2 separate regions of the Homo sapiens genome follow, and region 1 is linked to region 2. A link is a loop called in an ENCODE intact Hi-C map of the cell type or tissue named here. Cell type or tissue: sigmoid colon. All regions are shown on one strand. Links, peaks and the distances in the headings refer to the core of each region. The heading gives the core; the rest is flanking DNA. Region 1 overlaps PLXNA2 (plexin A2). Region 2 overlaps PLXNA2 (plexin A2).

Region 1 (9,526 bases), core at 1,045-9,044, 53 kb after region 2:
GTGAGGATTAAATGTAATTTACTCACATTAAATAAATAATTTCTACCTCTTCAAATAACCTATCTGTAGGTTAGCAGCACCCATTCTATCTTGAGGGTTTCTTTTTAAAACTGATCTGGGGTTTTGATATAATCATAGAGACGTTCTAGAAGTTTCCCAATATTCTGTGACATAGGTGAGGACCAGAGTTGCTTTCCTTGGCCAGCAGGGAAAATGAAGCAGGGAAAAGGATGGTGCAGCAGCTCAGGGAAGAGGCAGAAAAGGAGCAGCCTCTTCCTCCTTTCTTAAACATGCAGATCACTGGGTACCTGCCTGGGCCTTTATTCCTAGCCACCACCAGGAAAGTGCAGTTAGTTTCAAAGCATGAGTGACAGTTATAGACTAGGGAGCAGTGAAGAGGGAGCACAGAACACAACCAAAGTTAAATACAGCAACTCCTCTCCCAGGCCATTTGAAACCCAAGCAATTGCATTTTCATCCACATCATCTTCCTTTGGAATTTGCTATTTTGGAAACATCATTTTTTCCCCAGGATAATTAACTTCCTTTTCTTTCCATTAAAATGCATGAAAAAATTGGGACGGGGAGTAAATCCTGGGAAATGGCACGGTGGCTAATGTAGTGCCTGCCTTTACTCTCTTCTTCCATTTTCAGCTTTGCAACTCCGAGCTAATTGCGGCTCCTGAAATCACATTTCTGCTGAGAAAAGCTAAACCTGTTTTCTGAAATGTTCACCCACCATGGAGCCAATTTCTCCTCCTCACTTGGCTCAGCCAGCCTGGCAGGGAGACTGGGTTGGCTCTGCCTCCCTTGTCGTGTGCACGTGCACACCAATGCGCTTGTACATTCATGCGCAGGCATGAGGATGCGCTTCCATACACTTACCTCTTATACCTAGACAGGGGCCGTTAAGACACACGCGAGAGGTTTCCTACACCCCCCCACATTAAACTCACTGTACGCCAATAATTTGTCCACAGAGTCTCAATTTGCACTCCTCTCCCACTGTCTTGGGGTCAGCTCTTGGCCACCCCTTCCTGCTCTAGAGACTTGCAGGACTTACCTCGGTGATTTGAGGGTTGGAGCACTTGACATTGTGGCTGGACCAGTCGAGCCAGGGGCTGGAAGGGCTGGTACAGTGCTGGTGGAGGGTGCACCTGCGCTCGCCGCTGCACCAGCCACACTCAAACTTCCGGTCGGCCTTGAGGCAGAGGCCGCAGCTCTCCCGCTGGGCTGCACACTTGTAGAGATGGACTGCAAAGAGAGCAGGTGGTCACAGATGAAACCAGAAAGGGCTGCTCACAATGCACCCTCCTCTTGCAGGTGTGATAGAAATGATAGAAACTCTTCCCCACCATGGATAACACCACCAATCATCATTATCATTGCAAGAATGACTGAGGAATTAGTAAATTGAGCCTCTTACCAGTCACTTAAGGGCACTAGGAAGAATAATATTATTTAAGAATTCTGGCTCTAGATTGAATCAGATTAGGGCTTTAATTGTGGCCTCACTACTTCCTAGCAATGTGAGAGAGGATTCCACCTCCTTGAACCTCACTTACCTAATCTCTAACATGAAGATAATCGTTGTTTTTTTTTGTGAGGTTGGAATAAGATAATGTATATTAAGTGCTTAGCACAGTGCCTGTAACATATCTGATGCCCTATATATGTTTATTATGTTTTCTTTGAACTCGTGCTATATTCTTATGCTGCCATCTCTCTTATTCTCCACTCTCACATATGGTCCTCATGCAGGAGGTAAGGGCTGCTTTCCTCCATTGAAGGAAAAATGAGGCTCAGGGAGAGATAATGACTCTTAGAGCTTAGTAAAATTAGTGACCCAAACTGGAATCTTCAAACTCCAACTTGCTTTGCTGCTTAATGGTAGGTCCTGAGAAGTGAGGACTGTTGTCTGGCAAACTGGAAATTGCATGGGTTTGAGACGGGAGTCAGCTTGGGGTTAAAGAAAGGCCAGGTGGCTAGCAGTGAGGGAAGCATTGCTGATTAAAAAAAAGGGGGTGACACAGTCTGTTCCCAGCCCTTATGAATGGAGAATATGTCCCCAGAGAGGGCAAACTGGCTATTTAAATAGTAACATTTGGAGTGTGCAAACCCTTTGTCTTTTTTTTTGTCTCCTGCTGACTTAAAAGTGCTAGTATAACCAGCGAATTAGTGAACTGTGCTTCAGGTTCAGGAACCTGGTCTTAGCTCCTTGCCTGCTGAGATTTTGAGTTACAAGTAGAATTCTCCAAAAGCAAAACACGTAAAAGTCATTTTTCCACTCTTTTGGTCAAGCACATGTAAGCTTTCAGGACCAGGTGGTATGCCGTTGCTGAAAGTGAGACACATGCCCCAGGGAAAGGGTAATTTTAAAATTCTTCCCATAGGTCCTCATCCTGTTCCTCTGCTATGTCCAGCATCCTTTAGTCCCAGCTGCAGGGCCTATATTTAAATACCCTCATGCTTATCGCTTTGTAAGGTAGAGGGCAGGAAATGGGAATCTTAAAATGAATGAGTACACACTGAGCATCTATAAATATGTACCACATGGTTCATACCCATGAGCTCATTTGATCCTCACGGTGACCCTGAGAAGTGGGCATCCTTCCCTCCACTTCACAGATAAGGAGACTGGATGTAAAGGGGAACAGTCATTCATCTGAGTTCACACAGCTGTAAGTGAAAGAGCCAGCAGGTGAACCCCACTTTGCTGGATTCTAGAACCTGAGTCTTTAAATGGTGTGGTCCTCTCCACCCAGCCCAATGCGCAGCCGGCAGAGACACTCAGGCTAGTGGGTGGAGGTGATACGAATGTGAAGACAACGCTGTCTGTGCACTCTCAGAGCTTCTTCAACATTGCAAGAGTCACAAGTAGAGTTTCCGATGCAACAGCTCGGATGTGGCTGCTCTCTAAGCTCCAGGTGCTAAGGCAACCTCTGGGATCTAAGCCCAGATCCCCAGCAGGGTAATTGTCTCCTATGTTTTAGCAGTGAGAAAGTTTGGCCTGGGTATGAGGAGAAATAGAAAAAAATAATCCTCCTGGCTCCGTTCCTTTCTCCCAGTCTAAGTAGCCTTGATTTTAATGGCAGCATTTGGGACAGGGAGCTACAGCCCTAAAGATGCTGAAAAACTTGCAGCCCCTGCTATGGCCTTGCCCCCTACCCCATCTCCATTGGCTGATCCGTCAGGTGGAAGCAGAGGCTTGTGACAACCCTAGCTACTTGAAGTGTGGCAAGGCTTGTGGCTGAGGGTAGGAGGAGTGTGGGGGATAGGAATATATTCCAGGGGGGAAGGAGTTTAAATCCTACAGTGGCCTAAGTAGTAGATCCTCACAGTGATGTGGCTCAGTTTGCGAGCTCTGAAATTAGACTGTCTTGGTTCCAATCCCAGCTCTTACTATCTGACTCGTGGCCCATTTCTTAATCTCTTTGGGTCTCAGTTTCCTCATCTAGAAAATGAGAATAATAATAGTACATACCTCTCAGAGTTATTGTGATGCTTAAGGAAAATAATCTCTAATAAATTACTTAGTGAGTGTCTACCCATCACGAGTCCTCATCATATTGGAGTCACTTTTATCATTCTCGAGAGCAGGGTGGAATCTTGGCATTTGCTGCACTGAGGGTCGGGCCTAACTGGCACATGGGAGGAGCTCGACATGAGTTTATAGGACGATGAATAAGGGTCACCCTCATGGAGCACCCCTCCTTCTTCAGCCAGATCCCCTTCCTGAATTCTTTGCTCCCGATGTGAGCTGGACTCTGCATGCTGCTCTCTCCCGCCCACCTCAGGAACTGGAGAGCAGCCTTAAAAACCCTCTTTGTGCAGTGATTGTGACCAGGGCCAAGGACAGGGGAACAAGAGCCTGACTGGAAACAATATCTCCATTTCCAGGGAAACTAGCCGGACGTTCCTGCCTGCTGTTCTCCTAGGTCAGGTTCCACAGACACTTCAAAGCCTGCAGGAGCCAAAGAATAACGTGGATGGGCCGGCGGCCGCCCAGCGGATGCTCTGGTTGTAATAAAACAGGGCTCCCAACAGGACTCCTTTGATGACTCCAAATGTTGCTTTAGGATCCTCTGAAGAGTTCCGCCGACAGAGGGAGTGTATTATTCATGGCACAGCGGCTGGCTGGCTCTGATCCCTCTAGCCCCAGTCTTTCCCGGGGTCGTGAAAAGATCAAACTTCTACCCGGAAGTAGCCGCTTACCTTTCAGGTCCTGAGGGTTGTCAATGATGAAATTGCCGTTCCACACCACAGCGAAATCCACGGCCAGATTGCTGATGTCCATGCCATCATACTGGTACTATAGGGAGACGGGCAGAGGCATGGGGCTCATGTGGCTCTCTATCACAGGGGTCAGGGATGCAGACAAACCCTGCATGCTGCTCAGATTATTATGACGCTCTTTCCCTGAATCCCAGTCACTAATGCCAAGAGAATCCCACCCAAGCCTCCTAGCTTGGCATTCAGTGCCCTGCATAATCGGATGCAAACTGACTCCTCCAGCTTTCTCCTCCACTGCTCTCCCGTGGAAAGCTTTGAATCTACCTTTCTCCAAACACATCTTCTTAAGCCCCTCTCTGTCTTTGTTGAGTTCCTATCTCATAAGGAATGCAACCGTCTCCCTACAACCTCCATCCTTTTAACCCACCCGTATTCTTCTAGCCCAGCTCAGCTCTACTTTCCCCAGGAGTCCTCTCCCACAACCCTGCAGATCTGCCTCAAACTGTCCATCCCCTGGTGTTGCCACTTTCTGTCTTGCACTGGCACTTTCCAGGATCTGCTGTGCCTCTTTTCACGTGTCTCCCTAAAAAGTCCATGTGTCTCCAGAGGCAGAGCTAATGCCCTCTTACTACTCTTGTAAGGCCGAGAGTCTCATCGAGCAGTCACCTGGCCAACCCCTGCGGTGGCCCTCTATTTCCGCACGAGCCTTACTTTAGCCAATGGTCCACTAGGGAGAAGTGCCCACAGCTTTCCGGACACAGACCTCATCAGCCCACAGCTTTCCGGGCACAGATCTCATCAGCCCTATCGTTAAAGTCCTCTAGCTGTGGCCAGGAGTCTATGACTTTCTCTCTTGTGCTGATCCCACAGAAGACATTTAGCCCCTTCACACTTCAGAAATAACACCCCTGGGTGGCCAGTCCTGGCACCCTGTGATGGAGACCTCGGGGCATCTTCCCGACCCCCCACTCTTCAGCTCTGAAGGGCATGTCACTGTCAGCCTTCTGCTCCCGCCCTCCCCTGCCCACTGCCTCCCTTTGTTGTGTCCCTTTTCTTTCTCATCCTGCCTTCCCCTTGCGCTTGGCGGCCTTCCACCGATTACAAATTCTATCTATCAAGCGCCTGTGACCTGGGAATCTGACAGCTCCCTGATAAGAGGCCCAGATTCCCTTTATCTCTCCCAGGCGAATTAGCTTCCCTCAACACCTTTGTCACATCCTCCCCTCCCTCATCTCCAGCTGACCCCCCACAGTCAGAGACAGGGAGCTGGCAGATAAAAAGATCTTCTTGGGGTTAGTATTATAATTAAACACCTCATGCTCTCTGTCTGCCATTCTGGATTGGTTTAACCCTTGCTGCTCCTGAAATTCACTGCTTCCTCCTACCCCTCCCCTCCCACCTCCCCTCCTCCCATCTCACTTCCTGTCCCTCTCTTCTCCAGCTTTTGCCTGTGGAGCACCCTCCTGGTTATTCACTCCCTGAATGGGGATGTGGAATGGGGTGTAGGGTGGAGTTGACTCGCTCTGGTTCAAGTTTCACTGAAGACAAAGAGGTGCTCTTTCAACTTCAGAAAGGTCCATGATGTGATTATTTGACATTGCACGCCTGTATCAAAACATCTCATGTAGCCCATAAATACATACACCTACTGTGTTCTCACAAAAATTAAAAATAAAAAAATTTAAAATTTAAAAAATCAACTTCAGAAAGGGCACAAAGATCTCAGTGTCTGCCATGAGGGTCCTCACGGAACTGTCTCCTCTGGCACCAGTCACCTGCCCTGCTCTGGCTGAGCGGCTGGGGTGCTGGCTGGCTCCTGCATCCCTGGGGATGTGGGCTCAGCCTGTGAACCTGGAAGGCTCCGGAAGCCAGGGCTGGCCATACTGAGGCCCCAGCACGAGTGTGAGAGGAAGCCCTGCTCCAGGCAGGGCCCAGCCTGCGTTTTCTTACCGAGCTGTTCTGACACTGAACGCTGGAGCTGTTGAAGCGCAGAGCGGGGACCCGGTGGATGGCTCCTTGTATGTTGAGGACACACTCATAGCCTCGCTGGCCGGACTGCGGCTGGGGCAGATTTCGCGCCTTAAGGGTGATTGGCTTTACCTCCCCGACTGGAATCAAGATCTCCTCTGTGGGCACCAGCTGGGGACAGTCCTGGGGGAACAAACGAAGAGGCTCCATCTGTCCCCTGTTCATGCTGTCCTATGTGCCTGGGACAGGCAGGCCCCTCTTGTATCAGGTGAGCTGCCCAAGAGCAGGATATTACCTCATGTAAGGCCCGTGGAATGGGCAGGGAAAATGGAATCGCTCTTAGCTCCTGGGCTTTGATATTGTCATCCCCGTCCCACAAGTTGTCCTGTATCTGCTGTGTGTGTTACAATTCAGGAATTAATTTTCAAGCACAGTGTGGCAAGCTGTGGATTTTATCTCCTGAGACACTGGATAAAAGAGCCTCCACGTGTCCCTGTCCCCAACCTGGCACCCCTACCTCTGGGTTTCATCTTGTTCCCCAGCTCCAGATACTCGGCCCCTTGCATTGTCTGATGCCGATGCCTGGGGCATCCGTTATCAGCAGCTTCAGCTTCCCAGCCCCGACTGAGCTAGGCTTTCCAGAAGGTGGATCAAGCCCTCCCAGCAATACTCTAAACACTTGCTCTGTTTTTTTTTTTTTTTAATCTCATTTCATTACCAGGCCCTGCGTGAATGCCATGTTGCTTTGGAAAACAAAACCAAAAAAGAAAGTCTTGGTAGGGAGGGGCTTTGGGAAGGACCATGAGAGAGAGACAGTGAGAAAGACAGATTGATTTATGGAGCTCCATGACTAGATGCTGATTTTCCACCAGAGGTCAAAGGGCCACCCCACTGTGCCAATCTCCTCTTTCTCCTTCTCTCCTCGGGCAGATGAGCCTGGTAGCCCCTGGCAGTGATGATGTGGGAACCACCTCCACAGGGAATCACTAGGGGAATTCTCATAGGAGGCTCCCCTTTCTCTGTCCCCTTCTCCTGGGCAGTGGTTCTTAGGGGGAACTTCTGGGAATGTCTGGGGGCTGATGCTGCTACAGGGCCTGCAGAGGGTGTTACTGGCATTGATGCCAGGGGCCAGGATTGCTGGATTTCCTACAAGGTGTAGGACATGTTCAATGACAAAAATATTGTCCTCCTAATGGCAAATGCAATAATTAAGAAGCCTTGTGCAATGCCGGCACAGCCTCACACAGGGAATCTCCTGTGGCCACCTCTTGTCATGGTGTGGCTCGGGCTGTTGCCTCTTTTCTCTGGGCCCCACTTGCAAGCCGTTCAGCATCTGGCCCTTGCCTACCTCCCTCTGAACTCTGTGGTTCTTGCACATAATAGTCCAGCCATACTGAATGTATGGTTAACTCTGAGATGCCCTCTCCCTTACAGGATCTGCCTCTGGCCCTTTGAACATGCTTTTCCGTCTATTAGAAACACACACTCCTGCCTGTCTTCCTCCTGCTGCTGCCCTGCTTCAGCCCCTCTTTTAGTTGATTACCTCTTCTTTTACTTTTTTGGTTTTTTTAAATCATCACCTTCTCTGAGAATTAATAATTGATTACCTCTTAATCAGCCTTCAAACTCAGCCCAGTTTCTTCTCTGCAAGGCCGTCCCTGCCCCTGCCCCTGCACTGGCTTCAGGATGAGTTATGAATATTCACCCATGATTGCTTTTGACACACAGAATTACAATTTCTTGATTTGCTTTCCTCACTGGGCTGTGAGCTTCTTGAGGATTAGGCTGCATCTTACTCACCTCCATCTCCCCAGTCTTTCTGCCAGTGCTTGACATGTAACGGACATGTCAAGCATGTCATTGCTTGTGGGAGGGTAAATAGAAAATAAAATAAAGCAACCTGTGAAAAAATCTTTTTTTTTTTAGCTCCAACTTTGTAGATTCTTTAGAGATGAGGTAAAGCCTGCCTTCTGGGCTTGAAGAGACTTGAGAAGGCATTTGGTTCTCAAAAGCTGGAGTTGGAAATAGTCATGGGTTTTGGAGTCACATGATTTCTAAAGTGGCATGTCCACATTTACTAAGGATAATTTACTACTGACAATTTCTGAAGAGCCGGATCTGGGGGAAATTCTGCACAGAAACCCACCTAAGAGGGTCTGGACACACCGGCAGGCTCACCAGTGTCATCCCTTGTCAGCTGGCCACCTGCATGTGAGGACTCCAGGCAGGCACGGCATCCACGAGAGAGAATCACAAGGCAACCCCAGAACAGATGGGTCCCTGTTTAGGAGCCAGTCACTCAAGCTGCCAACTCATAAACTTGCTCTTTACTGCACTTTCACTTTCATTCCCTGCAGGCACTCTTGACAGACTCTTTCATATATTTATAGCCAAAAAAAAAAAAAAAAAAGATGAGCACCACTTTAGGGAAGCCCAGGCATCTCATAGAAAAGGAGATAACACTTCCTGTTAGCAGCTAAAATATCTGCATCAAATCTAATGTTAGAATTTAAGTTAGAAATAAGGCTGGGGTATAATGGTCTCTCTCGCACTCTCTCTCTCTCTCTCTCTCTCTCTCTCTCTGTGTGTGTGTGAGAGAGAGAGAGAGAGAGAGAGAGACAGACAGACAGACAGAGAGACAGAGAGAAAGAGAGAGAGATTTTCTTACTCCGAACCAGCTGATGAATTGTAAATGACGAGCAGTTGTTTTTCATCTCTAATGAGCTTAGACAACAAATTCAAATTTCAGTAGCAGGATCTTAAAGATGTGCTTTTGGAAGTATGATGTCTGGGGTTAGTAAAAAAAGATTGTTGAATCCTTTTAATGTGGACCAAAAAAAGTATACTTTTATATAGATGTTATGTGTAATACCTATATATAACACATATGTTATCTATATGTAACACACACACACACTTTCATCTTTTAGGCTGGGCTAAGTCCAGTCCAGCCTGGAGGTTGGAGAATCATGAGTAGACTTTATGAGTACTATTACATGAGTTTTTTTTTTTTTTAAGGGATTCTAGAATTTTAGGAAATTTCCCATGGTCTGCTGTTTCAGACTTTTTAGAATCAAATGTAAGGGTAACAATTAGGGTCTTCCCAAATGCTGAACCAGGCCCCAAGATTGCCCTAGTAGAAAAAGAATGTCTTATGCTTTGTTTCTTTATTTGGCAATTGCTCTCAGGTCAGACAGAATAGGATTTTTTCCCTTCTATTCTCTAAGGCAAAGGAAAGAAGCGGTTGGTGCCCCAGGTATGCTTTCTTCATCTTGGGAAATGGGAAGATACAGGCCTTTTGGGTTATGAGATGATTCTGGTGAGT
Region 2 (9,526 bases), core at 976-8,975:
AACAGAGAAAATGACCCTGGTCTAGTCTCTCTTGGAGGAGCTGGTCTAGCTTCCCAGCATCATAGCCTAGGATTCCTGACCCTTTGAAAAGTGAGGAAGGGCAGCTTGTTCCTCTTTGTCTTCCCCAGTCCCACACCTTTGCTTCCACTTGTCCTCCTACCCCCTGACTCCAGTGCTGCTTGCAGAACAGTTGGAGCTGGCTGCTCGGATCCAAGGTAATGTGGGAGGCCTGGACACTCTGATGGCTATCCTGGCCACCAAGGTCCTGACACTCACAGAGCGCCTTTCCTCTCGATGACTCCCACTGGCTTCTATGGGGCCTTTGGACCTGGGCATGGAGCTTTGGTCTCTTTGTTTGGAATCTACACTCAGGAGAATTGGTTATCCATAGTTTTAGGCATCATCAGAAGAGACAGAGAAGGAAAGTCCAGTGAGAAGTCATCCACTTGTCCTTCACACTCACAAGTCCGTGAGAGGCAGAAAGAGAGGCAGAAGGTAGTAACGTGGGCATGCCACAGTCATTTCTACTGAGGAAGTGCTGTAGGCCCAGATGGTCAGGAGCTTCCGTATATGAGCGAAGGGTGGTCTCCCCTCTCCAGGCACGAGAGAATGAAAGAAAGAAAGCATAATAATAAATACTGCAGCTTCTGTAACCTATGCTCTTCAAGTATTGCTTGCTGTAAACAGTGTTTGATTTTTGTTTTCTTTTTAATTGCCAGGGACCACTGGATGATTGGAGTGAACTCCAAAGTCAAACACCTATGTCTCCAAATCAACTTTCAAATGGAACCTCGTGGAGGCCTGGCCCACACACCTCCAGGCCGTTTCCCCAGGGTGCCTGGTTTATGACAGGGATTGATATGAGGCAGGGCTGCCAGGTGTCTGGTCTGGGAGAGGCCCACCTCACCCCACTTCTCATAGTAACTTTAGGGAAATTGAAAGGAAACATATCAAAGACCAGCTCCTCATTTGTTGAGGTTTAGGATTAAATAAAACAAAACAAAAAACAGTAGCAAAAAGCATTGGTACTATCTAGGTACACATCTCCTCTCAAAAGATGAGAATATACAGGTGTGTGGTAGATAAAGCTCAGTTTCCAGTCAGCCAGGGTGAGCTCTTGATGGCTTTGCAATTTGTGCAAAGTTCTGGAAGTTCCATACTCCTCTGGCTGCCGGGATAATTCCAGGTTTTACTGGCCTCTGTTTTTGCGAAGTGTTTGGTGCATACTTGTGCTCATCATTCTTCTTCTCCTCTTTCTCTTTTTTTTTTTTTTTTTAATTTCAAGGAAAAGGAGACAGTCATTTTCTCTCCAATGTCTCTCAGCATCTCTGCTTTCTCTGGCATTTGGAAATAGGCATTATATAAAGAAGGAGGAATGGGAGAAAAGATGGAAGGGAGACAGAAATCAGAATTAAACAAAAGTTGGACGGGATTAACAGGGCGGCTTTTTGTTTTATTTCTGTTTTTTTCCCTTTTTCTTAAAAAAATTAAATAAAGTTCTCATTATTTCCCCAATATACATCAAATGAGTTTTCATGCAAAGCAGCAGTCACAGAGGCAGAACTGTCCCCAGCTCGTGCCTCTCGGCTTGAAGAACCACCTTCTCCCGGCCCCGGGTTCTCTGGTGTTCTCACTGAGGATGGACGACGCCCACTGTCTCTCCCAGCTGGAACTGGCTATGACGAAACTTGGCTGGCGTAGGGAGAGGAGTCCTCCCCTCTCCCCAGGATGGGGTCTCAGGGGACAGCAAGCTCTGGGGCCTGATCCCCATCACTTGTCCTTCCATCTGAGACTCCCAGTGTGACAGCTTGGACAGGTCCCTCTTCCCAGGAATGCGAGGCTCCTCCTCTCAGCTCTCAATGGACATGGCATTAATGAGCTGCTCCACCTTATAAGCCAGCCGCTGCCGCCGTGCCTGCTCATCCTGCTCTAGGGCCCCGATGAGCTGAGGAGCAAAAACAAAGGCAGGAAGACTTCAGGACTCAGAATAGAAGACACCATTTTCTGGAGTCGTTCCCTCTTTGCCCTCTGTCTACCTTTCCATTCTGCCTTCATGCACATAACCTTAAATAATTTAAATGATTAACTGAATGAATACATGCACACACACCTATATATATGTATGTATGTATGGTGTTTCAAACATTCTCTGGCATAGGAAGTGCTATGCAAGTGTTAATTATTGCTACTACTACTACTACTTTCACGTTCAATGCTAAAGAAGCTTTGTGAGTTTTCCAAAGGTATCCTAATCAATCTCTATTCATATTAGGGTCCACCTGTCTATCTGAAATGTAACTGACAGGATCTGCCCGAATGCAAAGAATAGTTTGATTCATTAAGAGAGAATGAAATTAATTATACCATACTTTGAACTGAAAAACAAATGATTAAAAGTGTTATTTATTGTGTTAACAATGAGTGAAAGACAATGAAGTGTATAAAGCCTTCAGTGAATCAGGAGTTGAGTTGCCTCATAAAGGAATGATAATTTTCGAGCTCATGGGCTTCTGACTCCCTGAATGTGTTTTCTAAATTGCCATCTATTTAAGGACTGAGTCAGGCTTCCTGCTCCTTGCCTGTTGGTTTCTGTCCCTGCTGGGGCCCTGTCTCACCTCCTCACTATACTTGCTGACATAGGAGTAGATCTCATTGAGGGCACTCAGCATGTTGAACTCCACGGCGTGCAGGCGGGACTGCTCGGCGAGGTAGGCATTCATGTCCTGGTCACTGATGGCTGGGAGCTTGGCGATGTCTGCGTAGTATCTGCCAGAGACAGGATAGGCGCCTTGGTGGAGGCCTCAGCAAACATTTACCTATAGCTACCCCGGGCCCAGGTCCTTCGAGGGCACTGATGTACCCAGTTGCTCCTGCCTCCCTATTTCTCTTCTGATGTGGCTTCCTCTGGCCTCTTGCTTCATGCTGAGGTTGAGGCTGAAGGCCAGAGTTTCTTCAGTAGATTCCATCTAGCCGAGAGCTCGTGGCTGCGGTGCCCAACAGAGTGGTTAAAAGCCCAGACTCTCACCAGGCTCTTTGTGTTCAAATCCCAGCTCTGCTACCTGCTAGCTGTGTGACGCAGGGCAAGTTATTTACCCTCTCTGTACCTCAGTTTCCTTATCAGTAAAATGGGGATAATAATAATACTGGCTTCACAACTCTGCTGGACATTTTAATGAGATGATACACACAAAATCTTTATCAGAATGCTGAATGCTTAGCACATGCTCAATGAATAGTAATTAGGATGATAATCATCTGACTTCCACGGGCACAAAGCCACCCTTCCTCCCGCAGCAGGGGGTGTGGCAGGGAGGGGAGTGGGAGGTCCTGAAGAGATGACAGACACCGTCGTCTGAGTCCTTAGTCAGTGATGACTATAGAGCGGGGAATGGGCAGGGAGACAAGGGCATGGGCCTGTCCTGAGGGTGCTACTGACCTCTCCACCCAGCTCTTGTAGCTGGGGATGTCCTTGGCATAGAGCAGCTTGTTGGAGGGGGAGTCCTTGCCCAGCCGGTGCTCTGACGTTGAACAAGAGTCCATGAAGGTCTGGGCCACCACAGAGAGGCAGGCGTCCGTGATGCTGCCCTTGTGGATGTCAAACACGAACTGGGGGTTCTTAATCACGTTCACCCAGAAGCGCAGAGGGAGGCTGTGGGGAAAGGCAGAGAAGACTTGAGAATGCATGCGGGCCGTGCCCCTTCTGCTGCCCACTGATATTCTTCCCCATCAAAGGTCAAATTGTCCACCTGAAGGGGCAAAGGAGTAAAATGGAAGAAAATGGGTCCAGCCAGGGTTAATTTAGCCAAAGCTGTTACTGACCTGGGAGAAATGGAAGGAGAGGCACTTTGTACCCTAATGGGGGCACTGACCCTGATCTCTAACATCCGAGGGGTGGGCCTGGGTGTGTTCTGTTCCCTTCTGGGAGACTTTTCTAAAGGACTCTGTGCCCCTAGGCAAGCCCAAGAACAGAGGACAGCACATTTTCTCAGGGCTTCACACAAAGCCACCAGGCTCCTGGAGTCCCTTCACAGTGCCCGTGGCCATTGTCCGGAAGAAGGCAGCCAGGAGCCCCAGGCTCAGCCTCGGAGCAGGCACAAAGGGCGCCACCTGCGCTCCCCGCCCAGCCCGGCTGCCCAAGCTACTTCCCAGGGCTGGCCTGGCCTGGCTGGGCCGAGGAATGGGCTCCCCTGGGGGAAGTTCTTTCATGACTCTCCCCAGGGCGTTCTTGTATCTGGGCAGGGGCAGAGGGAGAAGTGGAGGCCATTGTTGGCATCCTGGGAATGACTCACTGTAGCTCAGAGATTTTCCCACCCCAAGAGGAACCGATCAGTAGTTAGGAGACTTCCTTCTGCAACTCGGGAATTTATAACCAGAGGAGAATGAGTTTTCTCTGCTCCTTAGACCATAAAGCAAATAAGCCCATTTACTCTCCTTCAAAATCAGAACAGCTGCTGCTTTTACTTCCTTTTCCAGCTTTGCCTTCTCTTCCAGCTGCCTTCTGGGCTTTAACTCTTTTGACTCCTCTGTGGAACCGGTCCTGTCACAGGCTTGTCCTCCAGCCTGAGATGATGTTCCCAGCTCCCCAGCTTCTTCTTCTCTCCCCTCCTTCATCTTCTCTTGACTCTCATGGGCCCCAAACTTTCCCAAATGTCTCAGTAGTGCCAGGTCTTGGGGAAGATCTGCTTTACCCAGCCTCAAGCCCTTCCACGATGATTTCTGCCTATCTTCCAAAACACAACAGGATCCCTCACTTTCCTCTAGCCTGGGAGAAGCTGCTGCAGCTGAGAGCTGACTCATCTCTTCTACCCTCCCCTTCTTCTGGCAGCCTTGGGTAGTTTCTGGTAATCTTTCCCTGGACATTTGCTATTGAGGTCTGGTTAAGGAAACTCTCTCCACACCACGATGCCAGGGTAGTCCATTTCTATTACTTGGATCTGGCCAGCACACAGAAGGCACAGAGATGCGGATAACCCTGGACTTTCTCTTGATTTCCCCTGAAGTGCCCTCTCCCAGCGCTGGGCCGGGGATGCTCCAAAGCAAAGGGGACAGGCATGTGCTGTCCAGGGAATGCAGATGGAAGGCCTGTCCTGGCAAAGTGGACTGTGGGCTCTTAACCCCAGGGCCACCCCAGCCTGTTCGTTTCACTCCACTGTGATCAAAGCTGCAGACTGAGGAAGGCTCAGCGACCACAAGACCCGGGAGGAGGAAGGAAGAGATGGGGCTGGGGTTGGCTTTTTCCAAAGTGTTTTGTTGGTTGCTAGGACTTTTGATTCCCAAATAACAGCCTGGGCCCATCTGTGTCGGCTCTGTTTTCTGAGGAGACCGCTAACTCCAGACAGCTGCGTGGGCTGCCTGCCCAACCCAAATGCCTGGACCTCCCCTCTCCCCTCTCTGTGCTCTTTCCCAAAGGAAGCCTTTTGATGCCAGCTCTTGGCCGGGTCCTGTCTGACCTGAAAGCCAGTCCTTAGCTTGGTCTGTGGTCCAGGTTCAAAACCCATGAGGATAAAGTCTCATACCAGGGGCCTGAGGGCTTCTCCCACTGCTGGTCTGGTTGCAGAGATGACTTTAGGGGAGAGAGTCATGCCTGCAGGGCATTCTGCCTGCTGCTTCCTGAAAGCTATGGCGCCAGGATAATCACTTGGCCTTAAGAGATCAAGTTTGCAATGAAATCCTCCCTGTCAGTGGGCTCAAGTCTATAGCAGGTGTGAACTCCCTCTCCGGTGCTGACCAACTTCACCGGGCGTCTCAGTTTAATTCAGGGATTCCCCATCTCAGGAAGTGCCTTAGAACTGCCCCACTCAGAATGCCCCACGATGTCTGGCTGTGAAGCTCTGCTGCAGGCTTCAAATGCAGCTCTTTGCATAGGTTCCCCCAGCTCCCTTCTCCTGAGAACCAGAGATCTCAGAGCCAGGGGAGGAGGCTCTTCTTGGGGTACTGGTCACAACCTGGAGGGGCAGAATTCAAGGGTGCATCCTATTGCTGTGCCTCAAGCCAGGCAGGCCCCACTTGGCACAGGCAGCTGGGGACCGTGTGGGCTCTGCAGAGCATATGTGCACTGTTTGTTCCAGGAGCTTTGGATCACCCAGCCCCAGCCGAGAATAGGCTATCCTCCCACCCTCCCATCTCCTGGTCCTCATCCCTCTTAGCTCCAGGCCTCTCCAGGCTGCACCTCCTGCTGAGCTCCCCGAGGGTTTACCAGTTGCTTTTCCAGGTGTGCCGCACATCTGTGTCATGGATGCTGTGCCTGTCTGCCTGCTCATCTAGGAAATCAAACATGTACTTGATGGCCAGGGGGAGAGCGCTGCCCCGGTGCACAGTGCTGAACAAGGTCTCAAACAAGTCGTCCACAAACTTCTGCAGGGTGCCCTGGAGGAGGGGTGGGGGAGAGTAAGATGGAGGGGGGTGACGGCAGGTAGCAGACAGGCATACCAGATGGTGCCTTGGACCCATCCTGCCTTGGAAATTTGTCTGGGACACGAGGCTGTGCAGGCAGTGTTGCGGGGTGGGGAAGGGTACTATTGGTTAGCTGGGGAGGTGGGAGAAACTGGGTGGGCTGTGAATCCTGGGGAAGAATCTCTCCTCCAACCTGCAGCCACATTCCACATTCCACACAGGGTGTAGGCTCAGGGTCTTTGACAGGAAGACAGGAAGTGCCCCGGGTCCGGGCTTCCCATGGGTGAATGAGGGGGCACAGGCTGCAAGCCAGTCCGGAAACAGTGTCCGAGGAACAAGCTGGAGGACTGGGTGCCTCCTGGCAGGAGCACAGCAGGACCAGGAGAGTCTGTTAGGAAGGTATGAAGAGGCTTAGGATGTTAGTGACCTGAGACAAGTGGTATCTGGAATGTGGAATGTGGGTGAAGGGTCTAGACTCAAGAACCACCTCCCCACAGGCAGAGTGCTGATCCACAGGGCTTTGGAGGGTCTCTGGGGCAGGAATAAGACTGGGCCTGGCTCCCACAGTTTACAGGCTCATGGCACACCTCTGAGGGTCAGCAGAAACCTCTAGCTTTTTCTGTTATCTCTTTGTTGGTCTCTTGTTGTTATGCTGAGCATATTAGGCAAAGCTAAAATGGAGACATGGGGTCTCGTGGAATATTTCTGGGCCACTCTGGGAGCAAGTGTGAGAGCTGTAAGTTGGATGCCACTGTATTAAAACTTCAGTGCCATTGTTGGAGGGTCCATCGGGGAGAATATTTGAAATCTAGCCCTGCGTGGAAAACATTGGCTCTTTGATTGTCATACTTACAGGCTTATTTTGCTACCTGCTAGGAAGGCTAAAAGATGAAGCCTCACTTCCATCAACATTTGGGGGTAGCTGGGGTGGGATGGGATGGGAAGAGGAAGCCTCCCCTTGGATTACTGGCAGGGCCAGGCCTCTGTGCTTTCCCTCCCATTGTGGCCAGAAAGGGGATAGAAAGGCCAGCATATCTATCCAACTAATATCAGCAAGAAACCCCACTGCCTTCCTAAAGCTTAAGGGGTCCAGAGGGAGAGAGTTACTCCTCTGAAGTGAAACAGTAGTCTCAAGAAGTACGCAGAAAGCAAAGATATATTTGCTATTTTTGCCAAAGGGTAGAGAACAGCGGTGGCCTGATCCTTTGGAAGCCCTGCCCAGGGAACTGGACTATCTCTCTCTCTCTCTTTTTTTTTTTCCAATTTTGTCCTCTTTTTTTTTTTTCGTTAGTGGAGATCGGGTCTTGATATGTTGCCCAGGCTGGTCCCATACTCTTGGGCTCAAGGCATCCTTCTGCCTTGGCCTCCCAAAGTGCTGGGATTATGGGCATGAGCCACCAGGTCTGGCTGTACCTGGACTGTCTGAATGGGTCCTCTTGAAGGACACACTCCAGACATCCTTTCTGTGTTGTGGAGGGGCAGGATGTGCTCCTTTAACAAGCACTCCCTGGTCTGGGCAGAGGGGGAGTTACCTTGGTGGCCAGTAGCCGGGTCAGGTAGATCTCGGACACCATCTTGCTGCCCCGGTCACCCTCCTTCTGGTCACCGTGGTCATGGTTCTTCACCAGATGCCACACCTTGACCCCACTTTCCAGGTCTGGGGTGATCATCGGGGCCCGGGACCGCAGGCTGTCGGGGCTGCCCGTATACCTGAAGGAGGAGTCTGAGGAGAAGGGGTTGGTGGAGGGCTGTGAGTAACAGTCACCAGCCTTGCTTGTAGAATCCTTCCAGAATCCCTGCCCGCCTGCTGCATCCACTCAGAATAAACTCATTTCAGCTGAAAGGGGACCGTTGGGACCTCATATATGGTAGGTTATTTTAGGGATCCTTGGTTGGCATGAGGACGGAAGAGCTTGAAGGCTTTTTTAGAAAAGGATTTATAAATTTTGTGAATTAGAGACATCCTTGGGAATTTGGGAGTCCCCTCTACTCTGACACTCCCAGCAATGAATAATTAATAGGTAAAATGTCAATAGGATATTTTCGTCGGTGTTTTAATAGAAATCTGGATACTAAAGAGCTGCAAGTTGTAATTCTCCTCTTGGGAGTTAAGGGTCTCTTCTTGCATGGGGCCTGGGGTATGGGATTTCCTGAGCCCTTTTTGGTGCTGCTGGGTTCAGTCCTGTGGTGCCCTTTGGTTGAGAAGCCCAAGGCCTTAGTGCATACATGAAACCAGAGCAAATAAAATAAGGGACAAGGAGGTGCCATAACCTCATTGCCCGGAGGGCCTGGGGGCCCCAGTACTCCTCGGACTAATTTATTGATCAAACTGGGACACTTCTGAGAGTAAAAGGGGGCACTCTTAATAATTCAGCCAGGACAACAAGCATAAACTGGACTGGCCCAGGCAACCTGGGATATATGAACCCCCAGCCAGGTGCCTTCCTGGTTCTGGGCCACTCCGACTCCTCTACCAGGCTGGGATATCAAACAAAGGGCACATGGTGCCACCTGCTCCCACGGCTCTGAGGGCGCAGGCTGCCTGGGAATGCCTGGACTAGGGAGGACAGAAACCAACTGGCAGGAGCCTGTGATTGGGCCAGCAGCAGCAAGGGCTGCCTGCTGTTAGAAGGGGTAGCGAGTGGGCCCTGCTAGGTCTCAGAAGACTCTGCTCTGAGCTGCCCAGTCTGCCCTCGTGGTTCTCACCGTATCTGCTGATGGACGTCCGGGAGATGCTGGCAGAGGCAGGGATGTTGTAGGAGGAGGTCTGTTTGGGGACCAGAGCCACCACCGACCTGTCTGACACCTGAGAAGGGTACAAAAGGTACAGTACAAAAGGTGAATGTAGGTGTCTTGGGAAGTTGGATAGTCAAGTATTTCTAGAGGGTTATAAGATAGCTGTGGGGTAGAGAGCAAGGAGTACAGGAATACCAGAAACAACCATTACTGCTGTTTTTTGAGCTTTTATTGGGTTAGAGCTGCATAACCCAATCAAATAGCTACTTGCCATGTGTGTGGATTGAGCATTTGAAATGTGGTTAATCCCAACTAAGATGAGCTGTGTCTAAATTGAGATGTGCTATAAATATACATTACATGCTGGATTTCAATGACAGTATGAATACAAATATAA

What was found. Peaks named below come from ENCODE experiments on the same cell type or tissue, not always from the same donor. Only the 100,000 strongest peaks of a DNase experiment are listed, where the experiment ranks them.
Region 1: a loop joins it to region 2, with 2.5 times the contacts of the local background. A loop is called at or near these places in 85 of 110 quality-filtered maps.

The regions. Positions count from the first base shown.
Region 1 is chr1:208,078,197-208,087,722 of GRCh38, forward strand. PLXNA2 (plexin A2) reads right to left here. Exons shown (of 32, transcript NM_025179.4): 10 at 6,184-6,384; 11 at 4,216-4,312; 12 at 1,064-1,254. Among named protein-coding and RNA genes, the nearest start is that of LINC02767, 120 kb to the left of the region's middle. In sigmoid colon, for the core only: no CTCF peak of the experiment used is centred there; a DNase peak (open chromatin) is centred at 8,445; H3K4me3 peaks cover 756 bases; H3K27ac peaks cover 188 bases.
Region 2 is chr1:208,025,394-208,034,919 of GRCh38, forward strand. PLXNA2 (plexin A2) reads right to left here. Exons shown (of 32, transcript NM_025179.4): 27 at 9,100-9,199; 28 at 7,926-8,116; 29 at 6,197-6,366; 30 at 3,437-3,649; 31 at 2,616-2,766; 32 at 1-1,945. The coding sequence ends at 1,850. Among named protein-coding and RNA genes, the nearest start is that of LINC02767, 71 kb to the left of the region's middle. In sigmoid colon, for the core only: no CTCF peak of the experiment used is centred there; a DNase peak (open chromatin) is centred at 5,308; H3K27ac peaks cover 2,456 bases.